2 separate regions of the Homo sapiens genome follow, and region 2 is linked to region 1. The links are chromatin loops, found by intact Hi-C in ENCODE. Cell type or tissue: sigmoid colon. All regions are shown on one strand. Links, peaks and the distances in the headings refer to the core of each region. The heading gives the core; the rest is flanking DNA.

Evidence for each region. Peaks named below come from ENCODE experiments on the same cell type or tissue, not always from the same donor. Only the 100,000 strongest peaks of a DNase experiment are listed, where the experiment ranks them.
Region 2: a loop joins it to region 1, with 3 times the contacts of the local background. A loop is called at or near these places in 3 of 110 quality-filtered maps.

The regions. Positions count from the first base shown.
Region 1 is chr1:68,613,000-68,617,408 of GRCh38, reverse strand. No RefSeq gene overlaps it. Among named protein-coding and RNA genes, the nearest start is that of DEPDC1, 120 kb to the right of the region's middle. In sigmoid colon, for the core only: no CTCF peak of the experiment used is centred there; no DNase peak of the experiment used is centred there.
Region 2 is chr1:69,022,978-69,027,386 of GRCh38, reverse strand. No RefSeq gene overlaps it. Among named protein-coding and RNA genes, the nearest start is that of LINC01707, 31 kb to the left of the region's middle. In sigmoid colon, for the core only: no CTCF peak of the experiment used is centred there; no DNase peak of the experiment used is centred there.

The DNA.
Region 1 (4,409 bases), core at 199-4,198:
GACTTAAAACAAATATAACAACATGGTAATTGCAAATTTAAGTTGTCAGTACATGAGTATTTGCTATATTATTCTCTGTAGCGTACTATATTTTTAACATCTTGAAATTAAAAATAAACACAATTATAAACATGCACTGAAGATAATTGGGGAATGTATAAAAAGCATGGAGAAAATTAAAACCACGTATAACCCCACCACTAAGAGACATAATTCTACAAACACTGAATATAGATATTCAGCGACTATATATACATATACATACACATACTTTTTTTACTAAAAAAGTTATAAAGACTTAGACTTATTGTACAGTGTATGTCCTGATTTCACATAACAATTAAAATTTTTATTATATTAAATATTATTTTATAACATGATTATTTTCTCAAGAAAAATCTTACAAAACAGAAAGTCAAAGAGTTTCTAATTCCCTCCATCACATAATGTTATCATTTATCTATTATTTCTCAATCTGATGAGTGAAAAACATTGTCTTCTTTATTTTGTGTTTTTTTGATTACCTGTTGGATTGTACATTTTTTTCATTTATACATTACGTTGTAATGCATACGATTCTGTACCCTTGTAGCAGCCATCTGCCCTATTTGCCTGCCTGTATCTCCCTTTTTAAGGAGGAACTGCCTCTCTCCTTTCCTACATGGTTTTGATGGGACTGACACTCAAGTTGCCTTTGCCCACTCCAGTTGCAGGAATGAGCATGTAACCCAGTGAGATCCTATCCTCCTAACGGCAGTAATTACTCCAGGGGGTGGGCCTTTGCCCCAGTGAACACCAATCAGAGCATTTCCCTGAGATTTAACTTTTGGATTCTGGGAGATGGTATGGGGCAGGGCATGGCCTTCTACTTCCCCAGAATTCGTGAGGGGTAAAATGATGAGCACCACAACTGTTGGTAATCATCTTTCTCAGCTGCATAGAGAAACCCAGCTGCATTAAGAGCCAATGAGGCCCACACACACAAAAAAGAAGAAGACAGAGATGGAGACACCAAAAAAAAGTACAGCTAGCCTCTAAACCCCTTCATGTAAGCACACCTTTAGCCAATTTACTCCTGAAATTCTCAGTACTTTCTTTGATATAGATACAGATTAGGCATGCTAGAGATAGAGAGAGAGACAGAAATAGAGGTAGTTGTTCTTGTCATGTAGTCTAGTTTGTATGAACTTTCTTCCCATCAGGATTTCATTACATGAAGGGTGGAGTCAGGCAAAGCAGGTGAGTCTGCACAGAACCACAAATATTTAGGGGATCTGCGTTTATTACAAGAATCGGAAGGAGTTGCTATAGGTCTGAAATACCAAAAAGTTGCTGAGCGCAAATTCAAACCAATCTTTTTTTTTTTTTTTTTGGAGATACAATCTCGCTCTGTCGCCCAGGCTAGAGTGCAGTGGCGTGATCTCAGCTCACTGCAACCTCCGCCTCCTAGGCTCAAGTGATTATCCTGCCTCAGTGTCCCAAGTAGCTGGGATTACAGGCATGTGCCACCAGGCCGGCTAATTTTTGTATTGTTTTTAAGTAGAGACGGTGTTTCAGCATGTTGGCCAGGCCAGTCTCAAACCCCTGACCTCAGGTGACCCGCCCGCCTCAGCCTCCCAAAGTGCTGAGATTACAGGTGTGAGCCACTATGCCCGGCTTCAAACCAATCTTTTTTCTCTGCAATCCAAAACAATTTTCTTATTATAACATGCTTCGTACTGCATACACAAGGCTCTTCCAAAACCCTTTCCAGATTTTTCCCCCAAAGTCTAACAGCTGCCTCTGTTTATTATTCACTTCATTAACATAGCCTTTTTAAATTCTAATAGCACTGTATGAGAAAGGGGCCTCTCTCGGGATTGTCTTATAGAGCTGTGCATTGTACATTCCTTAGAGGTCTCCCTTCTTACAGACCTACGTGAATAATGCCCTCAACAAGTTCAGGCACAGCATCCCTAACCCCATTCGTGAGGCAACTAAGGGAGAGCCAGACACTGCTCAGTCCCAGCTATGCCCCCACTTCATTTGTGCAAATGTCAACTCTGTTCTAGGCTCAATGCCACAAACAATGTTTTGTGGCCACAAGAAAGTAGATATTCTGTGTCTTTTTCTGACCTTCCTATCTTGCCACATTGTCTTCCTGAACCCTACATGTTTCCATAAAATTAAAGACTTAACACGTTCTTTTTTTTTTCTAATAAAATTGAATGCATTTAAGGAGTTCTGGCTATACAGAGTCTCTTATCCTCTTACCTATTTTTCTATTATATTTGCTTTTTTCAATATACTTTTGTTTGCTTTCTGTTTTATTTTGTAACATTCACAAGTTTTAATTTATACATTGCCAATGTGCTTTTCTTTTATTGCTTCTCCTTGAGTTGCTACACCTAGAGAAACCTTTCTTAACCTAAAATCCCATAAATATTTACTTGTGTTCTGTTCCAGTACTTTTTAATGAGCACTTTTTTTCATTTTAATGTATCTAGAATGTAGCTTTTTAAAATCATATGTGGATGTACTCTTTCCAAAGACCTAGTAATGGTTGAAGAAGTTAATGTGTTATTGTAAGTAAAGGAGCCTCTAGATTGATTTTGTATTAACTGGCTCACATCCTCAATATAGGCTTCAGTAAAGCCCTCGACATTCTGCTTGGACTTCTATAGACCAAAAGATCCCTAAAGATGAAGGATCCAGGTCAGCAGCCTGATTCACTGAATTTTAGTTTGGTTCTGTATCCACACTTCACTGCATCCAGACATTTTCTCCATTTTTACACGGACTAAGGCCTCACCTAAGCTAGGAAGGCAGCTTCATCATTGATGTCACTTAGGCATTAACTATTTTCCATAGACTATGACTACATGATTATAACACTTAGAGACTGCTGCTTCTACTTGTAGAATGCTTTATTACTATCATTATGGCTATTGAATTCCTTGATTAATTTTATTCTCAAATGTGCAAAAAAGGGGAAATATACTGCCCAGACATACAAGCCCAGGTGTGGTACTGTGTGTGTGTTATGTGTGTGTGCATGTGTGTGTGTGTGTGTGTGTATACACATGCATACTTGAAGGCTATAATTTTAATTATATGTTTATTTTATTTTAATTAATTTAATTATAATTCATTATAATTTTAAACGTCTAACATCTAAATACCAGCATGCTTATTTCTGGTGTCATAAACTTTACTCTCACAAATATGGTTTAGGTGATGCCTTCTTTGTCAATCAGCAAGTCCTCCTGCTCTGGGCTACACACTGAGGGGAGCTACATGAAGGAAAATGATAACTGCTGAACTATAACAACTCACAGTAGAATGGAACTATCAATACTAAGAAAGAAACAAGCAAAAAAAGACAAATCTCAGTAACAGCACTCTCAAAAAATATATAAAAATGCCAGCTACAAATTAGCAAGACATGGGCATACGAATGATTTTAATAGTTAATTTCATATCTAAACATCTGGGAACTGAGAACCCATGACTTGACTAGAACTTGAAACCTTTGTGTCTGTTTATGGGTCATAATCATCAGCTGGTTCTCTTGAGGATCTGGAGGAACAGACTATCTGGTTTCCTTAAGACTTTGCGTTAATATCAAATGAGGAACAAGTTCTCAAAACTGGATAAATCAGAAAATATATGTCCCTTCTTCCTTCTTCTAGTTATCTTTTTTGCCGTTGGCATGTATTAATTTATTTTTAAACATTGTCTTTTTGTCAAATGTAAAATTAATTTATAATATCTATAATGACATAAGTTCTATGTTAAGCATTGAAAATAAAGAGATGAATGATTCAGTCCCTTCCCTTACAGAGTTCATAACTTGATGGAAGGAGAAACATAAGCAAACAACTGCAGTATAGCATGAAAAAATGCTACCAGTCTGAGGAAAGATTTTTTAGAAAAGACAAAAGAGGCCTCTGAAGGAGGTGCTACTCAGACTAAAATATTAAAGGTGAATAAAAATCTGGAGTCTGAAGTATGATTATTGTGGGGAGGTGTATGTGGTTTGAGGAAAAAGGTTTTTGTCTTGTTGCACCATCAGTGAGAAAAGCACCATCACAATAAGTAATGATACATTGTGTTTTCATAGCTCTTTTCAGGCTTACAAAGCCCTTTCTTGTTACCCACAGCCACCAATAACAATGGAAATGAGGCAACAGAATATCAGTCTCCAAATTCAAAACCAACTACCAGCTTCAGCCACTCCAACAGGGTTCTTAGAAAGAGATCATATGCACCTGGCAAATACATGGTATTTATTAAAAGCCAGGGCTATGTCTTAGATCATTGAGTATTTTTCTACCTGAAGGAATTGGATAGAGCCACGAAAATACCTTTGAAAAACCAGTGGTGAAAAAAAAAAAAACAGTGGTGCACACTGGTTTTCATGCTGTGTG
Region 2 (4,409 bases), core at 112-4,111, 410 kb before region 1:
TTTATAGATCATTACACATAACAACAGCAGAATCCACATTACTTTCAAGTGCACATAGAACATTTATCACAGTAGATTTAACATCATGAGTCACAAAATAAATGTCAATAAATGTAAAGAATTGAAATTACACAGTTTGTTTTTTTGGCCACAATATAATTGAACTAGGGATCTATAGCAGAAATACATGAACAAAATTCTCAAATACTTGGAAATTAAACAAAGATCAAAGGAATTTTCAAGAAATAAGAATATATTTTTAATTGAAGGGAAATTAGAATATAATACATCAACATTTATGGGATGAAGTTAAAACAGTTCTTAGAGGGAAATGTACAGTTTTAAATATTACTGATATAAAAGAAAGACTTTGAATAATTATTTTTTATCTAAAAAAATCAGAAAAAAAGTAGCATAAACCCATAGCAAGCAGAAGGAAAAATAATAAGAAAAAGATTAAAAAAATCAATGAAGTTGAAATCAGGGAAAAAATAGAGAAATCAATGAAACCGAATTTTGTTGTGATAGTTAGTTAATTTTATGTGTCAACTTGGTTGAGCCATATTGTCCAGATATTTGGTCAAACATTATTCTGGATGTTTCTGTGAAGGTTTTTTTTAGATGTAACTTACATTTAAATTGATAAACTTTAAGTAAATCAGATTGCCTGTCATAATTTGGGTGGGCCTTATCCAATCAGCTGAAAGTTCTTAAGACCTCATCTGAAACATAAGCTCTTCCTAGTTTTCTAGCAGACTGCCTTCAGATTCCATTTGCAGCACTTTTCAACTGACTGTCTATGGACTCAAACCACCACTTTTTCCTGAGTCTCCAAACTGCCAACCTTTCTCAGTGGATTTTAAACTTGCAAAGCCTTCACAGTCATGTGGGCCAATTCATTCATATAAATAAATAAACAAATATCTTCTGTTATTTATATTTCTGTGAAGAACTTTGACTAACATACTTGTTCTTTGGAAAAAAATCAATAAAACTAATAAACATACAGTAAGATTCAATTTCATAGAGAGGGCACAAATAACTAATATCAGGAATGGAAGAAAGCATATCACTACAGACCATGCAGACATTAAAAAAGGAAGAGAATATTATTAAAAACTCCTTGAACATAAATTGAACAACTTAGATGAAATAATACATTTCTTAAAGTCACACATTATCAAAATTACCTGAGAAGAAATAAATAACCTGAATAGTCCAAACTTTTAAAGAATAAAATAGTAACACAAATTCTATGCAATCTCTTTATAAATTAGAAGTAGAGGTAAAACTCATTTTATTCCAACATTACACAAATTCTAAAATCAGTCGAAAAACTCACAAGGAAAGACAGTTAACAACAGATATATATTTATTATGAATGTAATCACAAAAATCCTCAATAAATATTGTAAATCTAATGAAACAATATATGAAAAGACTAATATATCACCACAAAGTAGGATTTATCCTGGGAATGGATGGCTGGTTAAACATTTGAAAATTAATATAATCTACCATCTTTATAGACTAAACAAGAAAAATCACAGATTCTTATCAATTGGTGTAGAACATACTACTGACAAAATTCAATATCAATTCATGATAATAACTGTCAGCAAACTAAAAATAGAAGGAGCCATTGTTAACACTGATACAATAAATTTGAAAAACGTCTACAACAAACATCATATTTTATGGTGAAAAACTGAATAATTTCTTCCTCAGCTTAGGGACAAGGCAAGCATGTCCATGCTTACCGCCTATTCAACATCATACTAAACATTCTAAAGAGTAAGATATTACAAGAAAAATAATTGAAGGCATGCAGATTATGGAAAAGAAAGAAACACTGCCCCTATTTTAAATTAGCAAGATTATCTCTGATGAAAACCTTACACAATCCACAGAAAAAGCTCCTAGAACTATTAAGCGAAGTTAACAAGTTCATATCATGCATAAAAAATCATCCAACAAAAATTAGCCATATTTCTACAAATCAACGTTAGAAAATTGGAAACTGAAATTAAGAAAACAATACCACCTACAATAGCTGTATGAAAGATAAAATATTTAGGTATAAATATAATCAATATGCACAGATTCTCCTGAAAAATATACAACACTAATGAAATAAATAAAAAATCTAAATAAATGAAGAAAAGTATGTTTATTTATGGATTAAGATATTCTATGTAGTTAGGATGTCAATTTTTCCAAAAAAGTTTAATAGATTTAATGCAATGCAAACTAAACTCCCAGAAATGTTTCTGTAAACGTAAATAAGCTGATTCTAGAATTTATATGGAAAGCCAAGGAACTAGAATAATCAAAACAACGTTTAAAAGGTCAACAAATGTAAAAGAAGCAGTAACCCAATTTTGATCCTCAGTAAACAAGACAATGTGGTATTGGTGAAAGAAAGAACAGACAGATCAATAAAACAGAAGAGAGAGTACAAAAAAAGACACATATAAATACGGTCTACTAATTTTTGACAGAGATACAAATGCAATCTATTAGATAATAGATAGTTTTTAAAAAATAAATGGCGTTGATGGTAGTGATTCATATCAGACACAATAGACTTACAGACAAGGATTATCGGAAAAGATAAAGAGAGAGCATTTCAAGATGACAAAAGAGTGGATTGAGCAAGAAAATATAACAATCCTAAATACGTGTGCACTTAATTAACAGGGGCTCAGAATATATGGACTAAAAACTGGCAACACTAAAAAGAAAAACAAATTCACAGCCATGATTGGAGATTTTAACAGCTTTTATTGATAATTGATAGAGCAATAGAAATAAAATCACTAAGGATATAGTTAATTGGAACAACACTATCAATCACCTTGATCTTTTTGACATTTATAGTAAACCACGCCCAACAACTGCAGAATACATATTATTTTCAAATGTACATGGAATGCTGGCCCAATTGGAACATATGTTGGGTCATAAAACATGTTGCAATAAATTGAAAAAGGTTGAAATATGATCTAACCACAGTGAAATTAAATTAGTTACTAATAACAAAATTATATTTGGAAAACCTCCAAATATTACTAACAATACCAATTTAAATGAATCACATATCAAAGAACAATTACAAGGGAAATAGAAAATAATTTGGAACGGAATGGTAATACAAATAAAAATTTATGGGATGATGCTAAGTTATTGGCTAGAGAAATTTACATCTTTATTTACATTAAAAAGAAGAAAGGCATGAAAAATAATCTAGCTTCTACAGTAAGAATTTAAGAAAAAGAGAGAAAATTAAATCCAAAGTAGATAGAAGAAAGAAAATAATAAAAATAGGAGCAAAAAGAAATGTTGATAGAAAATTGCAGAGAAAGTTATTGAGTCAAAAGTTTATGCTAAAACTAATAACATTTTAAAAACTGCTAGCCAAACTAATAAGGGATAAAATACAAAACATAAATTAATAGTGTCAGAAATAGAAGGCTGTTACTACAGATCCTCCACATTTATAAACTAATAAAATGTTACGAACAATTTTATCCTCATAAAATTCCAGTAACTTAGATAAAATAGACAAATTGCTATTAATAATAAGACTCAAATTACCAAAATCTAACACATTGTAAAATAGAACATGTGAATATCCCTATATCTTATAAAAGAAATACATTTGTAATTAAAAACATTTCCACAAATAAGATTCCATTGTCGAATGTTTAGAAAAGACTTTCACTTGTACACAAACATTTTCAGAAAACTGTGGTAGAAGGCATAACCTTCATAGGAAAACCAAGCCAAGATCTAAGATTTATGTTCCAAATCCATTAGTATTTATATAGGATAATGATGTATTACATTATAACTATGTGGGTGGCATTCCAGGAAAGCTATGGTATTTTTAAATTTAAATAACAATATAATGTACCATATTAACAGAATAAATATTTGAATCACAATATTGAATGAATATTTGAATCACAATACTCGCAATATCTGTGATATAGGCAGTATCAAAATGCTAATTTGTCCAACCACCTCTGATGCAGGAAAATTTTACATGACATTTCTTTTTTTGAGTCATCAAATTTCTATCTAAGCATTTTCTATGTGATACTGCTTTTGTAAAATGGAAACAATCTGCATTTTAGAAACAGACAGTCCTGTGCTTGATTTATGGCTCTGTCAATAAATAGTAGTGCATTCATGGGCACGTTTCTTTACTTCTTTAGATCTCAACTTCATTATTCACATGGAGATATTTGACAGAGACTGCAAAAATTAGAAATAATGAATATGAAGCACCTGACATATTGTAGGCATTCAATAAATATTGAATGTTTTGAGTAAAACTTGGAAGGCAGCCAGGCACAGTGACTCAAGCCTGTAATCCTAGCACTTTGGGAGGCCAAAGCGGGAGG